2 separate regions of the Mus musculus genome follow, and region 2 is linked to region 1. Evidence: chromatin loops called from intact Hi-C (ENCODE). Cell type or tissue: left cerebral cortex. All regions are shown on one strand. Links, peaks and the distances in the headings refer to the core of each region. The heading gives the core; the rest is flanking DNA. Region 1 has its middle 100 kb from the start of 4933402J15Rik. Region 2 has its middle 100 kb from the start of Gm35517.

The links. Hi-C counts contacts between places; a loop is a spot of excess contacts. Peaks named below come from ENCODE experiments on the same cell type or tissue, not always from the same donor. Only the 100,000 strongest peaks of a DNase experiment are listed, where the experiment ranks them.
Region 2: a loop joins it to region 1, with 16 times the contacts of the local background. A loop is called at or near these places in 2 of 42 quality-filtered maps.

Annotation. Positions count from the first base shown.
Region 1 is chr14:74,245,541-74,261,533 of GRCm38, reverse strand. No RefSeq gene overlaps it. Among named protein-coding and RNA genes, the nearest start is that of 4933402J15Rik, 100 kb to the left of the region's middle. In left cerebral cortex, for the core only: no CTCF peak of the experiment used is centred there; DNase peaks (open chromatin) are centred at 8,522 and 10,211; H3K27ac peaks cover 918 bases.
Region 2 is chr14:74,106,532-74,122,524 of GRCm38, reverse strand. No RefSeq gene overlaps it. Among named protein-coding and RNA genes, the nearest start is that of Gm35517, 100 kb to the right of the region's middle. In left cerebral cortex, for the core only: no CTCF peak of the experiment used is centred there; DNase peaks (open chromatin) are centred at 8,781, 9,136 and 12,226; H3K27ac peaks cover 1,227 bases.

The DNA of each region.
Region 1 (15,993 bases), core at 3,816-11,815:
TGTGATCTATAGCCGTTTTGTCTGACAGTTACTGTCTTTAAAAGCTTGAAATACACTATTCCTTGCCCTCCTGGATTTCTGGTTCTGCTGTGAAATCTGTTGTAATTCTGATGGATTTGCCATTGTATGTGACTTGAAGCTTCTCTCAATGTGATGCTCAATGTTACTTTTTCTGTTTATTTTAGTGTTTTGAATATAATGACATGAGTAGGCTTTTTTATTTTAGTAGTTTTTGTCTGTTTGGAATTTTGATTGTGTCCTGTATCTAATGCCTATTTCTTTATGAAGTAATTTTCTACTCTGTGTTTATTAAACATACTCTTTATGGCTTTAATTATACTTCTGTATCCATAATTCATTCATAAATCTGTTGCTTCAGCAGTGTCCCACAGATCTTGGTTGTTTTGTTCATACTTTGTTATTTTTGTTGTATGAGTTCTAATTAGCCTACTTTCTTTTAAGCACCCTTATCCAGTTTTCTCCTCAATTGATGTGGAAGTTCTATTGGTATGGAAGTTCACTGAACTTTTTCTTTATCTTATTGGGCTTTCCACTTTGAATTATCCATTTGGATTTTTTTCAGTATTTCTATCTCCTTATTAATTTTTTCTTAGCCTGTATTGCAGATGTTCCTTTGAGGGTTGAATAACCCTTTCACAGGGGTCACATATCAGATATCCTGTATACCAGAGATTTGCATTACAATTCATAACTGTAGCAAAATTACAGTTGTAAAGTATCAATGAATGTAATTTTCTGGTTGGAATCACAACAACATGAGGAGCTCCATTAAAGTGTCACAGCATTAGGAAGGTTGGGTACCACTGCTATATTGGTGTCTTTGTTTAATTTAGTTATTATTTGAATTCTTTTATAATTCATTCCACTAATTTCTGTCCTTTTTGTTGAAGTCATAGTCATTCTCTGCTGATAATTCACCTAATGCACTTTCCTTATAATTAATTACCATGACTTTGGTAATTTTTGACAGTCTGTTGCCTTAGGAATATCTCTTGTATTTTTGCATGTGTGTTTGGGATTGTCTGGCTTTTTAAGACCCATATTTTTTTCAGTTGAGGTTTTTACAGTAGTCTGCTCGCACTAGTCTGTAATAGGGTTAAGATACTGTTCTTTTCCTCTGGGCTGGGTATGTAGTTCAGTATATAATCCTGGGAGAACCAAGATGCTCTGAACACTGGATACAATCTACAGCACTAACCCATGATTATTATCTGTAGAAATAACCAGAGATGATTGATGGACCTACTGTGAAAATATAGTAATAGTTAGAAACAGTTTCACCTATGTTTTAAGTAACCATGAGGGAACACAGGAATATGAGTGGCATAGCATTATTATACGTCCTATGAAGTAATGCTGTGACATTGTTAGAATGGAAAGAAAGTATTAAAAGAACAATAGAGAAATAATAGATCAAGTATAGTTAAATAGATTATGGAGTTGGGATAAGATTAAGGATTATTAAAATATAGAAAATTATAAATTAAGTACATGGAGGAGGTGGGATAAAGCAAAAGAAAATGAACCAGAAATGAGAGGAAGTATATATGTTCTTGGTAAGAAAAGTGGCCCAGATACTACATAGAATAAATATAACTATAGATACAAAAATAAAACAACCATATTACCTAATTGAGCAATGTAAATTCTGTTTTAAATGTGAAATACAATAAAATATACCATGAATTAAATCTCTTTTTTTTTATAGTGGCAGAAAATATTGCCTCCTGAGTTTTTTATTTTTCCTTTTTTTTTTTTTTTCTGAATTTAACTTTGTAAGTGCTAAAGCAGCCATCTGTGTCTGCAGTTCAAAACAGCTTGACCAAACTGATAGACTGGCTGATATCATGTCAGTGTAAATCAGATGGTTGTGCTGTAAGGTTGAATGGCTGCCTTGGCATCAACCCAGCCACAGATTGGGACATTACTTCAGGAAACTTGCCACCTGGATATATGGGGATTTTATGAGTGTTCTGAAGTGTCTAGATTGCTCTCCTTGGATTTCAATGTCCTGGGTTCCATCCCTGTTAATATTTGCCTTCCCAAATGGAAACTTCTCACCAAGTCTGAGACTGTGTTCTCAACCTGAGACTGCTTGCTTCCTTGAGTGACAGTACATGATACTTCTGTAGGGTGTTCATGTAGTTCTATAGTTCTCTGATTGTATCATGGAATAGAGGCTCTGGAGTTTGGGGAAAACACAAATGTGCAGTGTTCCGCACTCTTCTGGGGCGAGTGGTTTAACTGTTCAGCCTCTCTAAGGGTCCACATCCTCTCTATGGTACCCATGCCTAATGTAATTAGTGACACAGAAAAGTACTCATTCAGCTGCTTAGACTGGTATCCAGGCTTTTCTTTTTTCTATGCTTCTAGAAGTTTTACATTTTTGAAAAGATTGTTTGTGGGTCAGATATAGGAGAAGAGATCTCATCTTTCCCTATGGCTTCTACTTGAGATTCTATGTTACAGTCCAGTTCTTTTCTTTATACATCAAATAGTCATTGTTATGAGTTGTCTCACAGGCTGCTGTTTATGGTGACCCTGTTTTTTTTTTTTTTTTTTTTTTTTTTTTTTTTTTTGCCTTTCCACACAGCCTAATTCTCTTTCAAGCCAAAAGGGCAAGTTTTCTTCTAGATTTGTGAGGTTGTAGGAAAGTGCTGCTTGTCTTTACCCTACCTCCACTTTCAGAAACCTTCATTGTAGTTTTGATTCAGGGTTTTCATATTCATCAGTCATTTATATTTATTCTTTAAGAGGTGTCTATCCAGATCATTTGTCCATTTCATTGCATTATTTATTTTTAAAATTTATTTTTAAGTGTTTTACACATTTTAGATGTTAACCCTATATCTGATGAGTAGAACATACACACATCTTCTCCTTCTCAGTAAATTGTGGATTGTTTCCTTTGCTTTTTTTTTTTAAGGCATTTTTATTAGATATTTTCTTCATTTACATTTCAAATGCTATCCCTAAAGCCCTCTATTCCCTCCCCCCGCCCTGCTCCCCAAACCACCCACTACAGCTTCCTGGCCCTGCCATTCCCCTGTACTGGGGCATATGATCTTCGCAAGACCAAGGGCCTCTCTTCCCATTGATAGCCGACTAGGCCATCCTCTGCTACATATGCAACTAGAGACATAGCTCTAGGGGGTACTGGTTAGTTCATATTGTTATTCCTCCTATAGGTTGCAGACCCCTTCAGCTCCTTGGGTACTTTCTCTAGATCCTTCATTAGGGGCCCTGTGTTCTATCCAATACATGACTGCGAGCATCCACTTCTGGATTTGCCAGGCATTGGCATAGTCTCACAAGAGAGAGCTATGTCAGGGTCCTGTCAGTAAAATCTTTCTGGCATATGCATTAGTTTCTGGGTTTGGTGGTTGTATAAGAGATGGATTTCCAGGTGGGGCAGTCTCTGGATGGCCTTTCCTTCAGTCTCTGCTCTGCCAGTATCTGACAAATACAGAGGTGGATGCTCTCAGCCAACTATTGGACTGAGCACAAGGTTCCAAGTGGAGGAGCTAGAGAAAGGACTGAAGGAGCTGAAGGGACTTGCAGTCCCATAGGAGGAACAACATCAACCAAACATTACCCCCAGAGCTCCCAGGGACTAAACCATCAACCAAAAAGTACACACGTAGGGACCCATGGCTTTAGCCGCATATGTAGCAGAGGATGGCCTTGTCATGCATCAATGGAAGGAGAGGCCTTTGGTCATGTGAAGGCTCAATGCCATATTGTAGGGGAATGCCAGGACAGGGAAGCAGGAGTGGGTGGGTTGGGGAACAGAGGAAGGGGAGATGGGATAGGGGTTTTCAGAGGGGAAACCAGGAAAGGGGATAACATTTGAAATGTAAATAAAGAAAATATCTACTAAAAATAATTCAAATCCAAAATAAATAAATAAATAAAATGTTTGTGGCTCTGATATCAAAAACAAAATAGAAGGTTTTTTTTTTTTTCTGTGTTGTTTCTATTGTTAATCCATGATATGCTGTGGCATAGATCTTTTTTAGTTATATCAATTTAGGATCCCATAAGTTTCATGTACCTTGATATGCATATCTTTCTGAAGATTAGAGAATATTTATACTATTATTCCATTTTTCTGTACTTTGACTTTTCCCTTTTGAGTATTCAAAAACTGGGAAATTCATTCAATTAATCATGTCCCCTGGGCCTTGAATGTTCTCTTCATTCTTATATTCTTTTGGAATTCCTACATTACCTTTTCACCATATTAATCAGTGCCTGTGTTGGCTCCTATAACTTTACTGTTTTCTGGGGAGACCGTCATAAAAGGACCTAACTTAGCAGGAGTTTATTTTTCAGTGTTGGTTCTATTTCTAGCCGATACCACAGTATTGTCTCCCTCTCCCATCCCTTCTCAGGTCATGGCAAATGACCTGTCACAGTACACACTGTAGTAGAGTTGAAGGCAATGAAAGAATGATGATAACAGAGGCTCAGATGTGTGTTATGAAGACAACAGTCAGAGTGCTAGAGGTACTATGTGGCTAGTACCATAAATGGGTTAGTGGCTGTGAATATTTTCTTGTGTCTCACTAATGATATTTTGCTACTTCTAAAGACCCCTAGAGCAAACGTCTATGGTCATGTGTGGTGCTGCAATGGAAACTGGCTCTAGCAGCTGCAGTGTGTATCTGGGAATGAGGTAGTGGTAGCCAGAAAACAAAAAATGTTTGTTTTCTTTAAACTTGGTATAAATATGTAAAGTTTGTGCGCGTGTTTTGCCTGCTCCTATATATACAACATGCATGATGGGTATCCTCGGAGGACAGACAAGGGAGTCAAATCCCTTAGAACTGGAGTTGCCAATGCCTGTGAGCCATGTGGGTGCTGGGAATCAAACTTGGGTTCTATGCAAGAGTGGCCAATGCTTGTTACTGCTGAGCCATCTCTTAGCATATGTTTAAATATTGTTTTTTGGTCCCCATCCCTTCCTCATGCATCTGATGACAGAATTTCATGTGTATTTAGCTACTTGAAATTGAGTCAGAATTCAGATTCTGTGTTCCTTTCTTTTAATGGAGTCATTTTTCTCTGTACTTTGTATAATTTTTTATTGTTGTGTTTCAATTTTCCTATCTACCCTCTACTGTATAATATAGTTTAAATTTTATTAAGTGTGATTTCATTTTTAGATCTTCGGTTTGGGTCCCTGTAACAGTTTCAGTGTTACTATTTAACACGTGCTTGATTGGACCTCTTGGAGTTAACCAGTTTCCCACCTACCAGTTCTATCAGGTGTGTGGTCACATCTGGGTTGCTTTCTGCTGCTGACTGATGTCTTTTCATCCCCATGTAGGTTGGTTTTGTTGTTGTTATTGTTTGTTTTTGTTTTTGTACTTTCTGTAAGCCTGGGAATTTTAATTTTATGAGAGGCAGGTAAAAATGAGTTTTATCTTGTTTGGTACTAGGTTTCCTTTATTCTTGGAATTACTTTTGATCATTGCTCTCTCTTAATGTGATTTAGTTATTTGGATCACTTCAGTCTTTTGGGTATGACTTTTAGACTTTATTAGACAAGATTTGAGCTACATCTGAGGTTAATTTTCCCCCACTGAGGAATTTCCACCCTGAGTACTATGATCAGCATGTAACAGCCTCCTTCACCAGATCTTCACACAATTGATATCATGTTAAAGGAATTATTCTGAATTTAAAACCGAGCACACCCCACCAGCAGTCATAGTAAGACCGAAGAACTCGTCTATGGTTCTAGGAAAGACCCCAAATGTACTAACCTTTGTTTTTGGCTTCTGTATTTCTGTTTCTATCTAGCTAACTGTAGTTCTTATGCATAGAAGACAAAGGGCTGTAAAGGCTTGGGGGAACATAATTTGAGCAAGTTCACCATGCTGCTATCAGCCATCGATAAAGTCTTCAATGGTGTCAATGTGGTGGATTTATCTCACAGAAGGTGACCCCTTGGGGAATGTTACCTTCCATTTCAACTGATTAGAGCAAAAAAATATTCTTTTTCCTCAGTAATATGTAGACATTTTTAGTTATTGTCATTTTTTGTTTGCTCATAAGCTCAGAGACTTTCTTTCTTCACACTCATACATTATTCCTTTCCTTATGAATGCTCAGGTTGGACAGTCTGCAGACATTTGGAGTGCATTCATTATGTCTGTCTTTCTCTCTCTCTCTCTCTCTCTCTCTCTCTCTCTCTCTCTCTCTCTCTCTTCTCTCTCCCTGCCCTGACTATTCTAGATTCCTTTAATGATGCAGACCAGGAGTCTCTGCCTGGTTCCTCTTCCCTATCACACACAGTTTAGAAAGTCACCCAGGCAGAAAGTTGTCCCTCTTGTGGTGTGTGAGTGGTTCCTGTTTCCCCCTTCTCATGTATAACTATCTGGTGGCAAATTAAACATACTGACTTACATTTATAAAAACTACTTTGTTCAAACATAATGTATGATCATTGATATTTCCCTTTGCCTTCTTTGTTTTTTGCTTTAAGTCCATAATATTTACTTTTCATTCAAGAAGATACTAGCCATAAATGGTGTCCTAGAAGGTCCTAGTCCTGTGAATGGGGACAACAAAGTTCATGATTCTGTTCAGTAAGACCCACTGGATGGTGTTGGTAACACTCAGGAGAAGAAGGCACCACAGGTTCATGAACCTCTGAAATGTGGTTCATCTCAGCAAATAAGGAAAATCTTTTAATTTCCTCCCAGGTAGCAGAGTACCTTTGAATCATATTAGTCTTTCTATAAAAACACACTCTAAGGAGAAATGGACTATCAGGAGAAAAAAGGTGTTTACTTTAGTGACAGGAATAGAAGAATGTTGCCATAACATTTTAGCAGTGTCAAACTAAGGTGGTTGCAGCAAAAAATGTATGCAGGTAGTAGGAGCCCATGGTAATAAATGTAGGGCAGTAGTTCTCAGCATGTGAGTTGTGACAAGTTTGGGGGTCACATATCAGATATTCTGCATATCAGATATTTACATTAGGGTTCATAACCATAGCAAAATTACAGTTATGAAGTAGCAACAAAATGATTTTTTGGTTGGCGGTCAGCACAATATGAGGAACTGCATTAAGGGGTTACAGCATCAGGGGGGTTGAGAACCACTAATCTAGGGGGAGCAAGAATATAAACACAGATAAAGGGAAGCAAAGAAAAAAATGCATGCCAGACAAAGCAATTCAACGGTCAGAGAACAGAGGATCTCAGGAATGACTTGTTGTCAGCAATATTTTGGGAGTGTTAGGGTGGAAGATTCACAGTGTGGATGCTGATTCACACCTACTCCTTGAATCCCTAGCAGTCAGGATTTAACCAAAAGGGTTAAATCTCTTTGGGTGGATCCTTGCATATCCTTACAGTTCTCCTGAAATTTGTTATTCAGGTTTGCAAGGTAAGATATAAGAGGCCAATGATTCTTAAGTTAGGGACTCTGACTTTCCCTTGACCTTAGAAGGATGGTTTTACCTTCCTTATGGTAAGTAAACTCACACTTAATCTTTCAGACTATGTTTTTGGCACATTGCTCTTTCATTAGCAACTGGAAAATAATCTTACCCCACTGGAGTATATTTTGTACCAATTCTTGACTGTTTTCTAGATATAACCTGAAGCTGAGCTGCTACAATAATAGCAGGTTTATCTATTCCATAGAGCTTTCTAGTGGGTGAGGTCAAGGCAAGCAAATGGGTCACTAATGTGCATTGCTTCAGTTGAGTTGTTATCTCATGCAGAGAAGAGTCCTGTTTCCATGTCATTCCTTTCGTTCAACCTGAGCACTGTAACTCAGGGAAGGCAGGGTTGCTCAGCTTCTCTTCAGGAGTCCACTTGTGAGAAACCACTGTAGCACTTGCTGTACATTTTCCACACAATATGGTTTAGGTCTCATAACACCTCTGAGATGAATGTTATGCCAATTTGTATATGGAGGAACTGAAGAAGCTAATAGAGTTACATAAGTCAGGTGAGAGTGCTGGAACCCTGAACACCATATTGTGACAAATGTCTATTGTATCTTTCCTGAGGTCCCACCTCTCTTCCTAGAATGTCCACCAGCCTTTCACTTATTGGGTCTTCACCCTTATGATGCTCAATTCAATCTTAATACTTCCCTGGTATGGACCATAGTGATAGATGTCTGGGCTTTCTGAGAGTTTGTGGTCTCAACAGTGTCCTCTACTGAGCTACAGTCACCTTGAATACCCAGAAAAGTCTTTTTCCATCCTAGTAATCAAAAATTTCTGAGACTTGGCCTTAAGCCTTAGTCACCTGTGTCAATGTTGGGGGGTGAGTTTGGTAGACAGAAAGAGTTCAGAGAACACCATGCCTTTTAGCAGGCTCTTCTTTACTGGCATGAAAATGTGCTCATTTCACTGGTGCCAATTTTATCTCTGGAGGGTAGTGTCTGGGGAAAAAATGACAATGTGTGGTTGGTTATCACCATCTGCATTTTGCCTTGTAGAAAATCTTAAGAGTATCACCAGCTGTTCTGTATAACTGCGGGAGGCTCCAGGGCCTCTAGGGAAAAGAAAAAGCATAAGGACCCAATCTTATTCCCTCTGAAGGAAATGCAAACGTCTGGAACCTGGGGGTGGAGAGAAAGGGAGGGCGAGCCCTGCATTTGTTATAGCTAGAGTTTGCTTTTGTGTGTGACCATGTGCTGGCAGGGCAAGAGAAATGTGTGCAAATTCAGAACACAAAGTCATGGAACTTGTATGTGTGTTTGGCCGATTGGAAAATGTCATCACATTGAGTACTCAAAACATCCCACCCACGTTGCAGAAGAGAAGTGTAAACACAGAACACTAGGGCGCTGGGTATAGCCTAAAAGAGGTCCATGTATTTTTAGCTTCCAGATTTATTATAAGAAAATGACAATGCACATGTGTGTTTGTTTAAATATAATGCCAAAGCTTTTCTACCAAAATTCTAGAAAAATAACTGGTTGTGCCTAGAGAAAACATTAATACCCTGAAATGCAGATATTTTGAGGGATCAAAGTAAGAGTAGGAGTTGGGGTACACATCAATAATCTTAGTACTTAAAAGGGGGAGGCAGAAGGACTGGGAGCCTGAGACCATCTAAGCTATTCTCACATACTCGTCTCAACAAACTCCGGAAATATCGCTTGGTTTTACTGATAGAAGTTGAAGGATGTTAAACATAGCAGTCATTTAGTATGCTGTTGCTCTAGGCTTCCCAAGGGCAAAGGAACTGAACTGCTGGAGACGCAGAACTGCTGAATCTAGTTTCAACCCAGACTTTAGCTGCTAAAAGGGCTTCAGGTTTCTAGATTGTATGAGGGCATGCTCTGGGAGCACTATTGGGCCTGGCAAAAGAATCTCTTAAGTGACCCTCATTTAAAAGGAACCCCTCTATAGTCCTTGGGATAATTTCAGTGTCAGTGATAAGCCTTTGTAAACCTAATAAAATTTTGTGGTTTTTTTTTCCAATTAAATATGGTCTTATAAAATCTGAAGATTTATAACTAATAGAGGCCTAATTGTTTAGTGTAGTATATTATAATTTCCAGAGTTTCTCATATGATTATCTTTATTATTAAATGTATATGGACAATTTAAAGACATTCTCTCTGTTTATATAATGCTAGATTCTGACAATAAAAAAATGAAACTTGGATAGTCAGGATCAAACACCTTCCCTCAGGCCCTGGTTCTCAGCATGTGAACTTGGGTTGACACACTCAAACCTCCTTTGATCTTTACCCAATAGTAAAAAATATTTATGGTCACTGATATATTTTAATGGCTGTATTTCAATTTTCTGTGATGTACCTCTACACACACACACACACACACACACACACACACACACTAATGAGTTGAGTATAAGAAGGTCTAAGATGTCCCTACACTAAAGGAATTACAAGTTCACAAAGTCAGAAACATACTTATTATCTCTACATCACCAGTCCTTGCTGATTCCTAGTTTTATGATCTGAATGTTCCAATGTCTGAATTAGCCGAAACATTTTCCTAGGTCAGAATAAGATCTCTTTGTGTCTTCTAAATTGCCGGTAGCATTTAGGTGCTTGTTAAAGTATTTACATTTGCATCAAACTCTTCAATGAGATGTCAGCATGGCTCTTGCATGCCAAAGACTCTATTCTGGCAATAATCAAAGCAATGCCAGCAGCCACTGTTTATGAAGAACTGTGCATGAGTCACATGCTGAGCCAAATACTGCATCTCATTTATCTTGAAAGAATGATGTCACCTAGATGATGTGACAGTTATTCCATAGGTGAGACAGTGGAGGATTAGTGATACTCTGTAACCTGCCCGATGACACAGAGTTGGACACAGAGAAAGTGCTAGATTTCAAACTCAGGCCATTAGTCGTCAAGACTCTTATACTAAACAGATCTCCATACCTCCTACAGTATGCCAGATGCTCTTTATTTTCCTCTTGCATTCACTGGTTAACTAATCAGAGTTCTCTGATGATGCAGTGGGCTAATCTGCAATAAAGGAGGGTGGGTGGGCTCTACAGGAACAGCATTCTGATCTCTTGTAGTAATACAGTTATCACAGACTAGATAATTTAAAATGATTTGAAATGCACTTTCTCACAGTTCCAAAGACTTGGAAATCCAAGATTCAGGAGCTGTGATGTAGTGTATGTCAGGAGTGTCTTCTCATATCTCATGGTGGAAGACAAGGTAAGGGTGAGAGACATGGTAGCATTAATCCATTTGTGAGGGCAGAGTCTCCATGACCCAGGCTTGAAATGATAGACTGAAACTACAACATTGATCCTTCTGGCTTAGGGGGAAGGAACGTTCTGTATTCATCTCTGGTTGCTTGACCTCTTCCAACATCTTTTTCCCGTAGGAGTTTTCACTTTTCAGTAGTGATCCCAGTACCATCCTCCAGTCTGATCTTCAAGCATTCAATCTGGTTATTGTTTTAGGTCTGAGGAATTAATTTAAGTAAACTTAAGAACAAGGCTCTTGCTTCTCCCTCACAGAAAAAAAAATGAATTAACCTTTTAAAATCATAGCTTTAGAAAACTAATTAACCCTATTTATTTATTATCTTGGTCTGTTTATTCACTCACTTACTCAAACTCTCATTTTTTTTCAGCAACTCATTTTTTTTTTGAGTTTACACAATTTCAACCTTCAAGGTATTCACACTCAATGACAACAATCAGCAGGCAACTCAATGATTAATGTAAATACTGACCTTGAACACTGGCTGTCCTAGTGTGCCACAGCCCTGGGATTTCCTAAGCTGTGAAACTAACTTGGCTCAAACTGGGACAGTTGCTGACGGATGAGATAGTTGGTTATTTGAAACCCCATGACTCAAGCTGTAAGGACAAGGTGACATTTCCTAGCAGCAATGGTTCTAATGCTGGAACTTCAGTTCAGACAGCCATGGAACTCAGTTTCATAGCATGGGGCCCTACATTCTCTGTGATATTGATAGCTCTAAACACAGGGATGCACGAGGGGGGTGAGAAGAATGTATATAGGTGCAGATAAACAGCTTTGGTATTTCTGAGTGAACACTAAACTCTCTTTAGAAATTGGCTCCTTTACATTTTCTAAAGAGCCATCTTCCATACCCTACTCATTTCTGCATTCACAGCCGATCCCCGTTGCAGGGCATCTGAGGCAGAAAGCTTTGTAGAATCTTAAATCAGCTACACTTCACCCTGCAGATATCAAAGGATGAAGAACTCTCGGGAGCAGCAAAGTGTGGCTAAGTATGCAACAGTCTCATTTACTGAGTGACACTTAGCCACTGGGGATATGTCCTGGGTGTGGCTGAGGCAGTATTGAAGCTCTCCAATTGACCTGGGCAAGAGTACAGGCTGGAAGCCCTGCTGAGGATGGACATTCTTTGTTCCCCAGGCAGAACTTGATCTCTGGAGGCTTACGATGTAAGACTACGGCAGAACTGCCAGAAAGCATAATAATTGCCGTGATTATGATTATGAGCGCCTTGTAATTGCTGTTCCATCATGCCAACTATCTTGGGAAGGAAAGAGGGAAGGCCTCATGAATAAATGATCACTTAAATATTTAAGCAGATGATTATAATATACAACTTGAAATTCCCTGGCTTTATATTACCCTTGAAGGCAAGTGCTACATGCAAAGTCTGGGCAATTTGAATAGGCTTTCCAGTTCAGACATCTGGTATCCTGAAATATGTATGTGTGTATCTGTGTTGAAGAATCTCATGTAAGTCTGAGTAATAGATGCATTAGAAAGTATTTATATAACACAAATATTTAGGTTGCTTATTTCAGGAGTGTATTATAAAATATATTGAATGTTCTATCTTTAACCTATTTCTAATAGAAAATGGAACGTCATATACACACACACACACACAGAGAGAGAGAGAGAGAGAGAGAGAGAGAGAGAGAGAGAGAGAGAGAACCAAGCCCATTGCAGCAGAAGAGGGCATTTTCTCATTCCTTACGCCTTCCATCATATGACCAAACAGCTCTAGCAAAACACTGTTAAGAGTTCAGGAAAGCCAGGCGTGGTGGTGTACACCTTTAATCCCAGCACTCGGGAGGCAGAGGCAGGCAGGTTTCTGAGTTCGAGGCCAGCCTGGTCTACAAAGTGAGTTCCAGGATAGCCAGGGCTACACAGAGAAACCCTGTCTCAAAAAAAGAAAAAAAAAAAAAAAGAAAAAAAGAAAAAAAAAGGAAAAAAAAAGAAATAAAGAAAAAAGAAAAAAAGAAAAAAGAAAAAGAGAAAAAAAGAAAAAAGAAAAAAAAAATAGTTCAGTAAAGCATAGTTTGAAAGATCCATCAAAGAGAAACAGAAAGCCTTTATCTGAGAGGAAAACTTGATATTTAGGGATGATGTTGCCAGAATGGGCAAGCTGCATTGTGTGTTTCCAAAATCAGGCAGCTACTACCCCTATTACCTGGACCTTAGATGATTCAGAGAAAAAGCCAGATAGGTTGAGAGCAAAGAACATCCAAGCTGTTACTTTGTTTCTAGATGGACATGGTCTGGAGGAAATAAAGCTCTAGCAGGCGTGCACTCATGCAGCTAAGGCTATTCAATGTACAACTGAAAAGTTACTTAAACCAGAAAAACAAACCCCTCCACTCCACTGCACAGTATTCAAGCATGTACTTCATAGGTAATTACTCTCTCTCTCTCTCTCTCTCTCTCTCTCTCTCTCTCTCTCTCTCTCTCTCTCTCATGTATCAGTGAGGAAAGCAGATATACATGTTTGGTGCAAAATACTTGGAAACTGAACTCAGGAGCACATCAAAAAAAAATATCTACCATAATCAAGTAGACTTCATCCTACAGAGGCAGGGATGGCTCAAAATATATAAATCAACCATGTAAATGAATTAAAAAACAGAAACCATAATACCATCTCATAGATGTAGAGAAAGTTTTTATCAAAATTCAATATCTACTCATTTTAACACTCTTGGAGAGTCTATGTATCCAGGTGCCCTACCTTAACACTAGGCAGTATATAATAAGCCCACAGCCAATATCCAGTATTGTGTTAAATGAAGAGAAGCTCAGAGCATTTCCACTAAAATCAAGAACAAAGCACAAAGCAAGGATATTCATCTATCCAGTCCTGGTCAATACAGCGTAAGACAAGGGAAGCAGATAAAGAGGATGCAAAGAGGAAGGAGTAACCGTACCCTTATCTGTGGATCGTATGATTCAATACACAAGCAAACTAGCAGGGCACAAAGTTAACATGCAAAAATGAGAAGCTTTTTTTATACAACAAACATACAGAGAATGAAAGCATTTATGGTTCATTGCTTATGTATAAGACATTCTTGCCTTTTTATATTAACCTCATATACTGGCATTGCTGAAATTGCTTATTAAAGAAGTACATTGTAATTTTTGAGAGTTTTAAATAATCACTTGTATTCATAGAAATTTTCTTTTTTCTAGGCTACCTGATTCATTAATATAGTCATTTCTAGCAGCCCTTTATAACCTTTTTATATTTCTGTGACATCAGTAGTCATGTCTTCACTTTCATTAACATTTTTCATCTTTAACAAATTTGATTGTTTTTTAAGGGTTTTGTTTTAGGTGTGAAATTGAAAGAAATACCTATGAAAGAAAACATCTATATGGTGGCTTTATAAAAAGTTGAACTTGTATTCTATAAAAGACACAAAGAATAAAAAAAAAAAAAAAAAAGGGACCAGGGGAGAATACTTGAAAATCATGTGTCTGAAAAAAAAACTTCCATCCAGAGTATAGCTATAGTTCTAAAATGAAACAAGAAAATAATCAACCCAATTTAAAATGAATAAAAGATCTTTACATATAGTATATGAAAAATAGATGAGTAGATAAAAACATAGGAATATTCTATATAATTCCTAGCTAAATGCAGTTGAAAACCATAATGATATGTATCTGCACACCCATTAGAATTTATTTACTTAAAACATAAAAGTGATGTTATAAAGTACTGCCAAGAATATAAACAGCTCAAACCTTACACATTTTTGATAAGAGTGAAGAATGATTCAACAACTATGCAAAAGAAATTAGGCAGTTTCTTACAAATTTAAATAAAGACTTATTATGTCACCCAACAATTATACTCTCAAGTATTTACTCAAAATAAATGAGAACAGATCTCACAAAACACTGAACCTTTGGTCATTATCATCCTCTACTAGGGCTGGAGAGATAGCTCAACTATTAATATACTGGTCATACAAACATGAGGATTAGACTTCAATTCTCAGCACCTACATATAGTCCCAGGGTGGCAACACACAATTGAATTCCCAGTGGTGGAAAGGCTAACTCAATGGCCAGCCAATGGAACAAGATCTTTGCACCCAGATCACAGTGACAGGTACTGTCTGGAGGGAGGGGAAGGTAGATGTCTCCGAAGGAACAATAGTTGAGGCTGAACTCTGTCCTACACACATGGACACATGCACATACCCAAGCTGGAAAGAAATGCTTATATTAACAAGGCTGATTTTCAAATATATTTTGGTAAGTTTGGAAAACCCAGAGAAGACATGTCACATGAGTCAGTGTCTGTGACTTTCTTAGAAAAAACTCTGCAGACTAAGTCAATGATCTTCAGTGTCTCAAGTAGGAGAGAGGAATTTTGAGGATAATTAATTTTTTCTGTCATTATGGTGGAAATGGCTTATAAGGCTCTATAAACATTGAATTAACAACCATAGAATTATACACCATATAAATGGAATTTTACTGTGTAAATAATTTAAATTTTTATTTTAAAATGCTAAAAGAGAAGTGAGAATAACATTAAAATATTTTCTATGCTATAGGAGAAAAAAGAACATTTGGCACCATTCCTTTTTGAAAAGCCAAGGAAAGCTATTTATTTGTAGCAAAAAAAAGTGAGATTAAGAGCTCATAAAATTAATTACCTCCAGACTAATATCATAAAAAGTTTGTAAGTTGTTTTTGGCCAAAGGATAATGAGCTCAGACTAAAAGATTTGGAGAGGGAAGCCACGTGCCTATCAATAAGCTAGAGGAAAAAATATGGAATGGACACACAACAGAAATACAGAGTGACATAAACAAACTTTGCCATACTCAGCAACCTTGACAGACTACATAGACGCAGCACTGAGGCAAAGAAGTGAGCAGAAATAATGTTCACTGCACAATTCCACCTACAGTGTCTGCATTAGATAATGTTGTATTGCTGGGACAAAAGAACCCAAGAAGAGACTCTAGTAATGGGGAAAGACTTACTTGCTCAGACTTTCAAAGGCTTCAGTCTAGGACTTCTTGCCGTTGTGTACTTGGGTACAATATGGCAGCAGGGATGTGTCATGGAGGATGCTATTGATGGCTAACCAGGAAGCAGAGAGCGTGACAGGCATAGATTGGGGTTAATGCATCCAAGGACTTTGCTCTGTGATAGACTCCCACCAACTAGACTCCACAGCATTCCAAAACTGGTGACACTGAC
Region 2 (15,993 bases), core at 5,435-13,434, 140 kb after region 1:
TGCCTCTGCCTCCCAAGTGCTGGGATTAAAGGCATGCACCACCACTGCCCGGCCTTCTTTCTGGATATAAAATTATCAGTCGCCTAGTCTATTTGGCCAAGAAAGATGTGTCTCAGGAAACAAAGTAGACAGTGCCTCAGAATGACCCCTCAGTTGTCTTTGGGTTCCTCATGTGTATCTCCATGTCCATATACATCCCTCCCTCTTTATACTTTTGATTGTAAATTCTCTCCTTGAAAAATGTAGCACAATTATGACCCTTTCCTCTTGGTCACTAAAATCTTGCAAACTAGAATTTTCTACCTTAAAGGACAGGAGATCCCAGACAATACTGACTTCCCTGTGTCTGCTATAAGTACCTGGAGACATTACCGGATTTTTTTCCTGGTTTTGTTTCCCTCAATTTCGATGACAACAATCAGAACATATTGCTATAGAGATAAATGCTAAGCATCCTTTGTTCCACCATTTTCATTATGCACTGATAATCACTGTTAATTAGGAGCATTTTCTAACTGGCAGCTGCATATTCTAGAGGGAAACAAGTAAACCACTGACTTGAGTATTTTTTTTTTTAATTTTGAAGGTATGCCCTCAGTTGGAATACAAAGAAATAATTAGAAAAACAATCCTTAACATAGCAAACATGCAAATGGTTTGTTAAGAACCAGGGAGTTTTGATCTATCTAATAATGATTTGTATTTTATTTGATTTTTCTAATTATCTATTAGATAAAATTATCTAAACCTTTCCTTTTTATACCTGTGTAGTTCTGAAGCCAGTTAGGGTTGTTAGTGAGGCAGAATTTTGAAACCACAGTCTACAATTGTTTCCTCAGCAACCACCCCAGAGAACTAAGTGCTCTGGCTAAGCTCTTCAAGGGAACGAACTACAGTTTTGACCATGGTTATTTAGTTCCATTCTTTCTGGAACTCTACGATATACATGTCTTCTTGCAGCTTTTTAAACTCTTGTCTCCTTTGGATACTTCTGGCTCATCCTGGAGCTTCTTTCCCTTCCTGACTTCTTAGACGGTGTCTCTGACTATCTTCATCTTCAATTCTTGTGGTTTCCCCAGTGTAATTCTTGATTCACAGCATTTTGTTAGCATATATTTATGCTATGTTCTGGGTGCTCTTGTGTAACTTTTAGGATGTGAAATATTACCTGTCTGTAGGTGGGACACAAAAGGTACATTTTCTACTTACCTCCACTCCAGAGCTCCAGGATCCTATATACATATGCATCTTTAATGCACCCAAATGACAATCACAAATTCAATATGTCCCAAACTATCATTATTCACTGTGTTTATTCCAGATGATTCTGTTTCAGCACTACCACAACTTAACTAGTTCTTCAAGCTCTGTGTTGTTGTTGTTTCCAAAAAAAACCTATTTATTTTATGTTATTGAAATTGTATTTTCAGTGAAAGAACACATGACCCAAAGCCCCACTACCTTTGTCTACTTTCTGTTTTCTTTTCTTTTTTTAAGGCATTTTTATTAGATATTTTCTTTATTTACACTTCAAATGCTATCCCCAAAGCCCCCTATACCCTCCCCCCACCCTGCTCCCCAACCCACTAAATGGAGAGAAGCTGGAAGCAATCCCACTAAAATCAGGGACTAGGCAAGGCTGCCCACTCTCTCCCTACCTATGCAATATAGTACTAGAAGTCCTAGCCAGAGCAATTTGACAACAAAAGGAGATCAATGGGATACAAATTGGAAAGGAAGAAGTCAAAATATCACTATTTGCAGGTGATATGATAGTATATATGTGACCGTAAAAATTCCACCAGAGAACTCCTAAACCTGATAAACAGCTTCAGTGAAGTAGCTGGATATAAAATTAACTCAAGCAAATCAGTGGCCTTTCTCTACACAAAGGATAAACAGGCTGAGAAAGAAATTATGGAAACAACACCTTTCACAATAGTCACAAATAATACAAGGTCTGTGTTTTAGGACATCTACAACTACATCTTTTTATCTTATACATGACATCATTATTTGGACAATTTGACCTCATCTACGAGTTTCAATTTCCTTCACCATGAACTTGACCCCTATTAGTAAAGCATATGACAGACCACTCCTTTGTCTGAATAGAATATTGACCACCAACTTCCTTCCCTGTTTTATCTCTTCTTCCACGCTTCTGGAACAGCCTGTAACACAGTAATTCTCTTTCCACACCTCAGCATCCTCATAGATAAACAAGTTTGCTCAGTTGTGCCTTTGTCCTCTTCCCTACTTTTCCTGTGTCTCTGTGTGTGTGTGCATGTATGCATGTTCATGCACACATATGCATATGTATAGATATGTGCAGGAACAAGCATCCTGGTATCTCTGTGCTTTCCAACCATGTCAATTTCCAGTGTTTCTCTCCCAATTGCTTCTCAGCCTTACCTCTTCAGACAAGATGGGGCTCAGTTCATTTCTCGTTGATATGATGAAGTGCCCCAACGAAAGCAACATAATGCAAAAGTGGCTGATTTTGTGTCAAAGTTCCAGTGGGCATCATAGTGGTTAAAACCCAGCACTGGAGCAGGGAAACATAGTAGGAGGAGCAAGATGCCAGCTGGTCACATTACATCTAGAATCAGGAAATAGACTGAATAGGAAGTAGACTACAAAGCTTCAGAGACCCACCTGTTCCACTGAGGCTATGCCTCCTAAAAGTTTCACAAGCTTTCCAAGCAACTCTATCAGCTCTGAACTGAGGGGTGAAGCCTACAAACCAAGGGAGAACATTTCACATTAAAATCATAACAGGGTTGCTCCTGAAATCTGGAGTGTGCCATTTCAGCTAGGCTGTGTGGTCAGCAATCCTTTAGAATCTACCTGCCTCCACCTTCCACAGTGCTGGGCTTATAGGCTTATGTCACCGTGCCTAGCCTTTACTTGAGTGCCTACAATCCAAATGTAGAGTTTCATGCTTGAGTAGCAAACACTGGCCACTAAGCCACCTCCTCAGTCCCAACCTTCATCTTCCCATGCTCTGTGAATTCTCCATACTGACTTTGTCCCAGAGCAAAGCTAAGGTATTTGTTATTCAATTCAATGGGTTAAGCCTTTCAACCTCTTTTACAGCATGCTAAATTATATATGGAAATGCCCTTCTCTGACACTAGGTGTTAGGCTCTAGTCTTCTGTGTTCCTACAACTGCACCTTTGTATCAGCACCCACTCCTCCTATTACAAAAACAGAAGTGCCCCCTCTTTCTTCATTTTCTTTGAGGGCAGTGATTGCAGAACATTTGCTTTCTCAGTATCTCATACTCACTAAGTTCTCAGTAATCATTTACTAAACTATAGAATATTGGTTCTGGATTCTACCATTCTAAGCATGTACTTGTCCACAAGATACTATTTCTTTTTCTGTCTGTGTACAATTTTTTTCCTAAAACTTGTAAAATGAAATTATCTTACAATCACTGACAAAAGAAGATAATCATAACACTAGTTTTGGTTTATTTACCAGGTGCTGGTCAATGAGCTAAGAGTTTTACACACATCTTCCCACTAACCTTTCTAAAATGCTACAACATGGTTTCTATTGTTGCCCACACTTTGTTTCTGTGGTGTTAGAAGCTGAGACCGATTAACTTTCTTCAAAATCATATGATGAGAAGGAAGGAGTCTACAGCATGAAGCCATATCTTGAACTCTCAGATTTTTCCAGAATTAAAAATAAAACAGAGCACTGTGGGACAGCACCGAAGTCTGTGGGACACCAGAAAGCAATTCAGAGAAAAGTTGTTCTGTGGTTTAAGCCTAAAGATTAGATAGATTGATATTTATTTTTGGGAAGCACTTAGTAATTGTCTGTATGTCTCTCCATTCAGGATTCAAACACCAAGGGACATTAAGATATCACCAAATGGTCTAATATTCTCTGTCGATATTATCCTGCTTATTCATTCATCATGCATTTATTTGACATCTATTTTTTAAATGAAAAGATTTAAATAAAGAGCCATTCCTTCTCTGTGTTTATAGTATACAGGAAAAGACAATACTCTCATTAAAGTCATGATATAGCATATGGAGAATGCTATACCTAGAAATCCACAGAGTTTAAAGTGGGTATTCTCAACCAGTAGGAGCATCAGAGGAAGCTACCTGGAAGAGGACTCACTTAAGCAGAATGCTCAGACAAACTCCACTTGGAAGTTAAGGCTTTCTCTATCAAAGCACATCCAGGTCTCTTGATAGTCCTTATCAAATGATTACTTAATTGTAATGTGATCACATTTTTTTTTCTTGTTTAACTATTCCAATTTTTATTTTAACCAAAAAAGCCAACAAGAAAAGAGTTCAGTGAGGCCCATTTTATGTCAGGTATTTTCCAAACCCCTGATATCTAGACATGAGTTAGACATAATTCCCATAATTAAGATATTGAAAACAAAAACAAAGAAAAACTCTTAGTGAATTACCAATCATTAGGTAGTTTGTAGGGGGAGAGAACAAGTTAGTCGTGTTCCAGATTGGGAATGAGAAAAGCAAGAAGACCAAGGAAGATTCCATGTAGGAACCAACAGTTGGGTTGAGTAGGAGGACACCAGAAGAGAACGAATATTCTAGAAAGAGGGGGTGGACTATGCAAAGTCATGGAGGTGAGAAACATCACAGAGTTAAGTAGGAAAAAAAGGCATGTGGTGGCAGCTAGAGGAGGTGTTGTGCTTGGGAGAGTATAAGGCAAAGCAGACACACAAAAGTAAAATAGCAAGAAATAAGGCTGCATAATTAGGGGAGCCTAGATTTAGAGGGTTTCATGATTCATAAGATCAGTCCTAAGCAGCAAATAAGCTTCATGTATCATTAGCTTAAATAACAAAAACCCTTTACTTATGGCATGTATCAACCCTGGGCCCACTATACCTCTGTTCCAGGCATCTTTATTACACCAGGATTCAGGGAGAATAGGACTTCCCTTATAATGCATTGTCATTCTTATAGGACAGTTAAAGTAGAAGGAGGACAATATAGTCTACAAAGCTACTGACTCCATGTAGCACCTAGCATCTCTATTCTTAGCTTATTAACCCAAAGCAGGTCACCATTTCAGCCCTGATGACAATGGGTAGGTAGCAAGGAAGTCTAATTCTCCATAAAGGCAGAATGACAATTTATCACAAACAAAAATAAACTATACCACACCACCTGGGAAATACAGACATTAAGCTATAGTTGGTGATTGGCCAGTAAAGTCTTTAAAATGCTCTAGTTAACATTGTATCATAGATAGGACAAACTAGTTTCTATGGGAAGACTCAAGAAGCAAAGATTGCAAAAACCAGATACAAGTATATAGCCATTCATCTCTTGGGCATCTAGCTTCACACACATTGACTGTACATCATAATTTCAGTGTTTGCAATGGCCACAGATGGAGATATGCAACCAGAAACACAGTGATGGGCAACTACTCCATCCCAAGAATGTAAAATTTCAGCCACATCTCTAAAAAAACAAAACCACAGCCTGAACTGAATTTTAAAGTCTGAGATGATATTAGCAAGGCATGAGAAGAAGGGATGAAGGATCATGGATGTAGAACTATTTTAAAGAAAGTGCTGTCTTATCACTAATTTGACACTAACTAGGCAGTGGGGCATACACAGCAACACTTCTAACTTCTAAGACGAAGGTATTTATTTTCTCTGTCACTATGATAAAACACTATGCCCAAAGCATCTTATTGAGTTTATTTGGGCTTATGTTTTCAAAAGAAGAGTCCATAATGGTGGGGGAAGCATCGAAGCAAGCAGCTACAAGAGAAAGCTGACACATCACATTTTCAAACACAAACACAAAGCAGAAAGAGACAACTAGAAATGAGTTAAGGTCTTACTTCTAAGCCTGCTCCCAGTGACACACTTCTCTAGCAAGGCTATACCTCCTAAAGGTTTTGTAACATCCGCAAACCAACTACGGACCAAGTTTTCAAATACCAGAGCCATGAAGGATATTTCTATTAAGTTTCCTCACAGAGATCCAGTTATTATTTTCATCTATGAATGTAAAGGATTGGTAGAGGCTTATTCACTGATGAATTGTTTTGAAATTCCTACAATGAAGTCTTTTTGATTGTGAATTACTTTTTTAAATTTAAAAATATAACCCCTATTTATATATTACTATGCAATCTATGTTCTAAGTTTATAATTATTGTGTGTGTGCACTGTCAATAACAGTTTTTAAATTGAGTTTACAGTAGCTCTAAACAATGAGTTGAACGGCCACCTGTTGTTTCAGGAACTACTACATGGTAAAATTATTTTGCTTGTTTGGTTTTTTTGTTTCTTGTTTTTTTTACTAGGATTTATTTCATGTACTTATATGCTTGACATATTTTTCTCATGTTATTTACAAGGTTCCCCACCCAGATTATATGTAAAATTCATCTGAGATATAAGTCAGTAATTCTCTCTCTCTCTCTCTCTCTCTCTCTGTGTATGTGTGTGTGTGTGTGTGCGTGCGTGTGTGTGTGTGTGTATGTGTGTGTACTTGTAATCTTGAAATCTGAGACATTATTAGGTCTAAAATAAGAGGGGAGGGAAGATATTTAAAAACAAACAATGTGTGAAAGCATGCATTAGTACACATATACACCAATACATATGTATACATATACATGTGTGTACATAAATATGTAGATAGTTACATACATACAAAAGGTGGCAGATAGGGCAAAAGGAAGAGGGAATACAGGGATGAAGTGGGAGGGAGAGAGAGAGAAAGAAAAGGGAGTGAAAGAGGGAGACAGGAAAATGAGAACCCACATGTAAACATTACTTTATACCACAGTAAATTTGAATCTAGATACAAATAAAAATTTCCACCACAATTATTTTAAAGCTTTCTCTAGGTGATAGTAATGGATAGCCAGGAATACCCTTGGGTTAGATTTTTGTTGTTGTTGTTCTTTAAATATATTGCTTTTAAGTGAATTTTAACATTTTTCTTAGTTTTGTCAAATTCAGTTCTGCTTCCTTATATTGAGACTGGAAATGAATATTTGTGTATTTACTGCTTGGTCACTTATAGACCTCATTTTCTGGTATTTGTATTTTTATAAATGTTTCATATACACTTGAAAACAAGATGTTTGATGTTTTCAGTGACCAGAGTTCACTTAGACTAGTTAATTAAAGCATGCCACTATTCTAGACTGCAGGTTAGACTAGAACATCATCAAATTCCAGTTCGTAAGGGTCATTGGTGGAACAATTGTTACTCTGTATTTGATGTTAGAAATCACTCATCTCTAATGGTTTTATTTAATGGTTTTAAACTAATTCCCTTTTGCCCAATAATATAATTCACCCTCTGCTTTTAAAATTATCGACTTTGTCTATTTTTAAGAAATATGTTATATTTAACTTTGCCTCCTGTATACAATACACATCAACCTATTTTCTTTTTTTTAATTTTTAATTTTTTTATTACGTATTTTCCTCAATTACATTTCCAATGCTATCCCAAAAGTCCCCCATACCCTTCCCCCCACTTCCCTACCCACCCATTCCCACTTTTTGGCCCTGGCGTTCCCCTGTACTGGGACATATAAAGTTTGCTTGTCCAATGGGCCTCTCTTTCCAGTGATGGCCCACTAGGCCATCTTTTGATACATATGCAGCTAGAGTCAAGAGCTCCAGGGTACTGGTTAGTTCATAATGTTGTTCCACCTATAGAGTTGCATATCCCTTTAGCTCCTTGGGTGCTTTCTCTAGCTTCTCCATTGGGAGCCCTGTGATCCATCCAATAGCTGACTGTGAGCATCCACTTCTGCGTTTGTTAGGCCCTGGCATAGTCAAGAAGTCATACCAGGAATTCTTCTCAGGACTTCCCTTTATCACATACTGTCTTATTCTCATCCACTGTTATACTCCAGAACCAATCCCATGCTGGGGAGGCAGAACCCAGAGAAGGGGTAGATGATGGCTTTTCACAGTATAATGCATGTCTGAGTGAGCAGTCCACATCACAAACAGGGCAGAGAGGAAGGATGTTTGGGCCAGGATTGCTCATTTTATAACAATCTTCTTGCAAAGAATTACTGAAGGGACTAATTAAGAAATACCTCCCACCAAAGAGGACCTAAGGCTCTCACTTCACCCCAAGCTCTGGAAGATGCTATAGTACTTCCTGACACCCTGCAAAAGAACCACTTAATCACAAACGACCCTTCAGGAACACAAACCCTCCGTAGACCACAGCTCGCTTTTATCATTTTGACACTCAACATTCTATGTGGCTAGCCTCCTGAGCTCTCTCCCATTCCCGCCTTGCCATACAGACTTGTGTATTTAGATCAGTGTATCCCATCTATTGTCTAGTCTATTTCTAAGCCAATCCTCTATAAACATCTGCCAAGTTGAAAAATACTAAATTATATATGAAGAAACAATATTGAGAACTTACATAGCTTTCTCTGTATATTAAAACTGGGGTTATCATACTATATTTTGGCTCTAGTAAATCCTAGAAGGATTTTGGACAATGTCTCATTACTTAGCTATAAAGGTTAAAATGAAAAATCAAACACTGTATTATTCTCTAAGCCCCAGCTGGATCCTCCTGTGAGCTGCCAACCAATCCCTGCGCTTCAGGTTTCATTCTATAGGTCTCTATTTCTCCAAGAAAGCTATGCAGGCTGGGTAACTGTGCCCAAACCTAGTCCCCATGAATGAAACCCCAGTCCAGAAGCCACCCTCTGAAGGTTCCCCATGTGTTCCCCAACACCCACACTGAATTACTCATTCCACTGATCTAAGGAAGTATCAAGGAAGATTCATTCCCTGAAATTCAGCGTCAACGTGAAAAACATTGCTGTTACTTTACCATAAGAGCTTCTCTAAAGGAGACAAAAATCTAAAACCAACCTAGCATTTTAAAAAAGACTCCATCCTTTTTAGAACAGGAAGTAAGATGGGAAAAAATGTAAAGGAAGTTAAAAGAGCAGGCTTTGAAATGATTTATCATCTTGGAGGGAAAGGAAAAAAAAAAAAAGTCCCTGGGAACTTTCTCAGTATAAGAAGTGTGGATATTCTTGGCCTGATTCCTGTCTCGCACCTTCCTGCACTGCTCCACTCTCTGCCACACCTCCCCCAGCCCCTGTGCTAAGGAGTGCTCATTTGCATAATTAAACTGCTTCACAGTGATGCTGAGGGAGAAGGCATTCAGTGAGCCAAGTGCTCTTCAAATGCCATCCTTACCCACCTCCCCCTAGACAAGGGGAAGGGCTCCGATGGGGAACGCTGTGTGCTGATATGCAAAATGCCTGCGTCATATTTCATCAAATCAAAAGTTTATCACGGGAATACTGGCCTGAAGGCAGAAGAAGGGTGGCACAGAGCCAAGGAAGAAATATAAGGATGGAGAACTGAAATGGGGAGCTTTAATGTTTCTGGCAGCTCCCGGTAGGTGTTGAGGCTGAAGCAGTCTTATGAAAATGGACACCAGACAAAAGATTAAATGAATTATTGTTAGGCTTCTCTCAAGATGCCTGTGAATGTTCTGATATTTGATGATTTGCCTCTAAATACACATACTTGCTAGATTTCTTTTCCCTTGGAGCATCAAAAAAGAAAATTATAGATGATACCGAATAAGGAGATTTTTCAGGAATAAAAAGGGTAAAACCTCATTTTGGTGCAGTTTCACATTAAAAGTCTCTGTGATAGAGTGTGCGCTGGGCACAGAATTTGCTATGGCAAGGGATTGCCTTAGGCTATCTCTATGAGAGTTTCCAATCACTTCACCTTTAACTACTAATGATGTTAACTAACCAGTTAAAGTACTCACAAATAAGACATGTGAATTTCACTGCCTTAGCTAATGATTGCATTCAGGGCTTAGCCAGGACACAAGGCAGCAGGGTCTTCCTCTCTCCAAGCTCCCAGGCCTTCCTTTACAGCATAGACCCAACCCTAATCACATTCTTCATCACACCATGCAATGAGTGCCAACCAGTGATCTACATGCCCCTTCATGGTGGGCTCTAACATTACTTGTACTGCCTCACACTAGCCTTAGTATCCACGGACATGAATTAGACCAATGCTTCTCTTGCACAGGGTTCCATGATAGCAGATGTCTGGTCTGAGTAGTGCATGTCTATATTCCCAATACCTAAATGAAGGTGTGCTATATGGTCAGCACTAAATGAATATCTAATCAATACCTAGATGAATGATAAAATAGTAAGCTGAAAGTGAACACTAGAACCAGGATGGGCCCTGAGCAAAGCAGGATGTCTGATGTGCTAATGACTTTACCAGACAGCTAAGACATACAATGTGAACATGAGTGTTTATTTACCCAATAAATGTTTCTTAACTATCTAGTAGGACTTATGTACTAGGACTCTGGGAATTATAATATACAATTGAGCATCTACTCAAACAGACCTTACATACTGGGGCATCAACACACACACACACACACACACACACACACACACACACACACACACCACACATACACATGCACACACACACACACACACACACACACACACACAGAGAGAGAGAGAGAGAGAGAGAGAGAGAGAGAGAGAGAGAGAGAGAGAATAAAGCAAAGATAAAGAAAGTCTAGGAACAAAAAAATAGTCCCCCAAAAGCCCTTACTCCTGTGATAAGGGTGCTCTGTTTTGGATGTGATATTCATCAGGGTATCCCTGGCTTGAGCAATGAATAAAGTCACTGAGAGAACGCTGAGAAGAATGTGTTGGATGTGATTGTGCTCAAGCACATGGGCTATCATAGAACTCAAACACTGTTACTATATGAAGAGCCTTCTGGAAGTTCAGGCTCATAGAAAAATTAGCCTGCAAGTCACATCATTATTTGTTATTTATTTTATAAACATTTAAGTGTATACAAGGCTAACACACGTACTGGTATACAAAGATACCAAAATTCATTTCTCTCTCTCTCTCTCTCTCTCTCTCTCTCTCTCTCTCTCTCTCTCTCTCTCTCCTCTCTCCTCTCACTTCTTTTCTTCTCTTTCTTCCTTCTCTTCCTTCTCTTCCTTCTTTCCTTCCTTCCTTCTTTCCTTCCTTCCTTCCTTGCCTTCTCTTCCTTCCTTCCTTCTCTTCCTTCTTTCCTTCCTTCTTTCCTTCCTTCTTTCTTTCCTTCCTTCCTTCCTTCCTTCCTTCCTTCCTTCCTTCCTTCCTTCCTTCTTTCCTTCCTTCCTTCCTTGCCTTCTCTTCCTTCCTTCCTTCTCTTCCTTCTCTTCCTTCTCTTCCTTCTTTCCTTCCTTCCTTCCTTCTTTCTTTCCTTCCTTCCTTGCCTTCTCTTCCTTCCTTCTCTTCCTTCTCTTCCTTCTTTCCTTCCTTCCTTCCTTCTTTCTTTCCTTCCTTCCTTGCCTTCTCTTCCTTCCTTCTCTTCCTTCTCTTCCTTCCTTCATTCCTCCCTTCCTTCTTACTTTTTGGTAACCCCTTTCCCTAAGGAGTAACAAAACTCACTGATATTCAGGAGGCATCTGAGATTACGAGTCACATGATTTCTGGAATATTTGATGGAACTTGGAATACTGACTCACTCCTATCATTTATCTAGCTTTGCATTCCTACTATTAGGTCCCATGATGAGATTTGTCACCACAGCAAGCACACTGGGCAGCTGTATAAAACTCATTATGTTATATTCTTTGAAGGCTTAACTAAAGGCAAGGAGATATATATATATATATATATATATATATATATATATATATATATATATATATATCGTCTTGAAAGATTTAAAAGCAACTACCATAGAGCTCTGACTTCCAGGCGGAATCCCCAGGGTCATATTCTATAAGCATAGTCCATGTGGCATGAGATTAAATTTAAAACTAGTTAAATTATGTGCAAATCATAAAGCTACTAGTTTTCAGTAAGCAATGCAGGGAAATTATTAAAAGGAGTATTCACAGGGGTTTTGAACGGTCATCGGCAAGTTATAAATCACTAGCAACTGCTTTTCATTGTTACATTGGCTGAAAATCAGAACTTAGCCCCTCAGGGATACATACAGCTACCACATAGCAGATGTGCCTTAATTCACTCTTCTGGTTAAAGCTCCACACCTCTGTCAGTTCCGTTCTGCCTCCCGTTTCTATCTATAGTCCATAGTGGATTGCTAGCATCCTGCAGCTTTAGCCTCCTGGAGCCTTTGTCACTGATTATAGCTGCTCTCAACACCACACTAAACTGGGGAAAAATGGTATTCTGTGCATGCAAATCCTATTCATATCACTCAGGTATGTGAACTGAAATACAAGTGTCATCTGATCACCCCTGAATTTACAGCTCCTTCCTGCCAACGCATCTCGCTTTACACTTGCTAGCTCTGCTTTAAAATCTAGTACATACCTCAGACTTCATGTGTTCTGTACAAAGCACTTCTTTCTCCAATCCCTTCCCTATACTGGTCTTTGTACATGGAATGTAATACAGTTATACACCCATCATTATGAAGGATACATGCCTGGTTCATGGCTTTTGCTTATATCCTGCATGCAAACATGAGCCAGTTGACTAGCTTCATACTTACAAAGATTATAGCTTTGACCCTAATATGCTGCTTGCTGGGAATTAACTTGCAAAAGGGTCAAAATCGGGTAACTGGGAGGGTTGAGTCAGTATGGGAATATCTGAGAATGTACTTCCCAAGAAGAGAGTTAAGATGAAAACTGTGATCTCAGGAAACAGGAGACTACACAAAAAAACTCAGTGAGGAGTCAGTGGACCTTGAAGGGGCAGGAAGGTATTCAGTGCCAAATAGAAAGTATTCTGAGTCACTAATGACAAGAAAACTTCAATATTACAGCTGCATCGGCTTCAGATAGGAAGCCAGCGATAGCACTCCTGATGGGAAAATAGCAATAAAAGGGAGGGTGAGCAATCCACCTGAAAAGTGGATGCATAGAGTTATGGGGAGGGTAGATTCTGGCATGGGAAAGATGAAGCTGAGTATCCTTTAGTAGAAATGGGTATGACCAATCATGAAGAAAATGGTTCCTTAATGTCAGAGGAGAGTAGAAAATTCTGCGCACATAAAGGAATTGTTCAAGGAAATTTCTTCTGCTTTGATCACAACTTTTGGAATGTAATAAAGGTTTACTAAATCTGGCTTGATGATACAAGTGACATCAAAACTAAAAAGCAGTAGAAACATCCAAGTATTTTTATTAAGAGCAACAGCGGACATTGAAGCAAAGTAGATTTTTATAATGAATTATGTGTCATAAAAGAAATTCTTAAATAAGCGCTTCCTCCTCCCTATCTTATCAATGCCACTCTAGTTTCTGTTTAGGATCACCAAGACCTGTACCTTTGAGAGCAGGACCCTAGTTGCTTTTTCAAAAAATAGAGATAATAATGATGTCTGAATATATTCACATTAAAAAATGCTTACTGTAGAATTGAAAGTGGGCATGTGGATGCTATAATGTTACAGAAATGGAAATAGCAACTGTAATAGACTTCTATATATGTGGGTAGAAACTGGTAATTTTTAAAAAAATCTTAATTGTTTTTTTCCAATAATACAAAATAATTTGTATTGTTTATTCATTAGAAAGTAAAGACTAATCAAAGAAGAAGCCCGTTATACCAGACTACCTAAAATATCAGATCACAAATGCAAAACTAGATATAGTTCAAGCACAATGCCGCCTCCTCTTCTGCTTAGACCTTGACTAAAAATGCAGTCTTTTCATGTGTAAGAACATGACCTATCCGATGAAAAAGCCTAATGTATATCTTGTCAACATGACTGAAAAAATATTTTAAAAATCTTTTCCTGAGTCATGAGAATCAAATGATGGCACTAAATCTAATCATTTCAGATCAATCTCAGAGTATTCTTGATCCCAAGAAAAATGGAACACAAAGAGAGTTAAGCTGGAAAAGTTCAGAGCAGTTGAAGATTTGTTTACATGTCAATCATTCCAAGTGTCAACTTTTCAGCCTTTGAGTTGAGAAAATCCTTAATGTTTGAGTTAAATAAAATGGAAAGTAAATGTTAAATTAAGTGTGATTTTTTTCAAAATCACAATTATGTAAGTGGATAAACTGTTTTTTTTTTTTTATTGTATTAGACAAACTCTCAAAAGAAATGAAGGGAGAAAAGATATAGTCACTAACATTAATTACGCATTCATAGGGAACTACTTTTATTTGCCTTTGAGCATCTATTGCTTTCAGATGTCTTCTAGAGAATTGTTCAACAGTTCTCCATCCTAGACTGAGCCCACATTTTAAATTTTAAAACAAAATGGAGAAGCAAAGCTTTCCAGGTACAGAATTCAGAACTTCATTCAGTCAGTCAAAACATAGACTTGTAATTAGTGCACACATTCTTATCAATTGCCTCTTCTTTAAAATGTTCACAGCAGGAAAATTATTCTGGCAGTAACTGAAGACTATAAGAATCTCTCTATAGCTTCAAAAAGGAGCCTGGCCTGGGGTGTATCCCAGTGGGTAGGGCAGTGTCTAGACTATGCAAGCCTCCAAATTATATAACTAGGTACACACACACACACACACACACACACACACACAGAGAGAGAGAGAGAGAGAGAGAGAGAGAGAGAGAGAGACAGAGAGAGAGAGAGAGAGAGAGAGAGTGAGAGAGAACTGAGTCTAAATTTTACATGCAAAAAAGAAGGACACTCTTACCTCTTAACACTTAAATATGAAATGTCTCCAACTGGTTCATCTGTATCAATGTTCCCAGGTGCTAATGTTCTTACACGTGAAAAGACTGCATTTTTAGTCAAGTTCTAAGCAAAAGAGGAGGTGGCATTGTGCTTGAACCATATGCTTCTGTTTGAGAAGGCTGGACAACCTAGTATGTAGCTGGTAGAAGTAGATCACTTGAAACTACCAGTCTGTGCTATCTGCCTTCTAGTCCAGGGTCATGCAAGGCATGTTTAACATTTGATATTCCTCAAGAATGTCATTGTATTTTCTCTTCCACGATAGGCTAAAGTTTCCATGTTACTGTGAGCCAGAATAAACTGCCCCCCCCCCTCACTGAAGTTGCTGCTGTCGGGTATTTTTTCATAGCAATAAAAATGTAATTAGTAGAGATATACTGAATTCTTTTATGTTTCCTGAAAATAATCATTTTAGCCATCTCCATTCAATTTCAAATATGTATATATGCTATAAAGCATTCCATTGTATTAATGGAAGTGTCTCTCATTAGAAATTCTCCAAGGACACCCAGAAACATGCACCCAATGGCCTGCTCTCACGCTTTTTTTGTATACTGTGATTGAACTTCCTTTGCATTAAAGCAAAGACTTATCTTTGCTGTAAAAGGGAGCCTATGATTATATTTCAGGAAAGCCTTATTGCCTATAGCTGCTGTTAACACTACACCTGAGCGACTGCTCCACAATGCATGTCCTTAGACTTAGCCCTGGACATCTCAAGTTGTTAGTTTATAAGGGAGTCTTAACATACATATATGTAGGTATGTCTGTAAATTCCACAGGTAATTTTGATACTCACTTCGGTATAAAAATGTCACTCATATAAATCTATGGGTCACAAGTCATCACACATCGGTGTTATTCAAGTTTGAGATACATCGACTTTGACTTACAAAACTCAGAGCAGAATCTGAACTTGGAAAATAAAGTGCCCGGTCTGTATGTGGAGACCCACAGCAGATGTGAGGGGCAGAGGTGGTGAAGATCAAACTAGAACTGACTCAAGGCAGGGCAAACAGATATAGGAAGCCATGTCAGAAGCCTGTAGACTAAGGACCAGCCAGAGGTGTGCCACGGTCCTCTCCAGAGAAAAATAAGAATAGAACCTAGTAAAAGAATCAAAAATCTTAGGACTTAATCTTCTCTTGAGCACTGCACATCTTTTACTGAAAGGAGAAAGGTGATTTGAACAAAGAGAAAAAGGTCTTAACGAACAAAGTGTCCCATATGCACAGGTCCAATGAGAAAAGCCATGATAACATT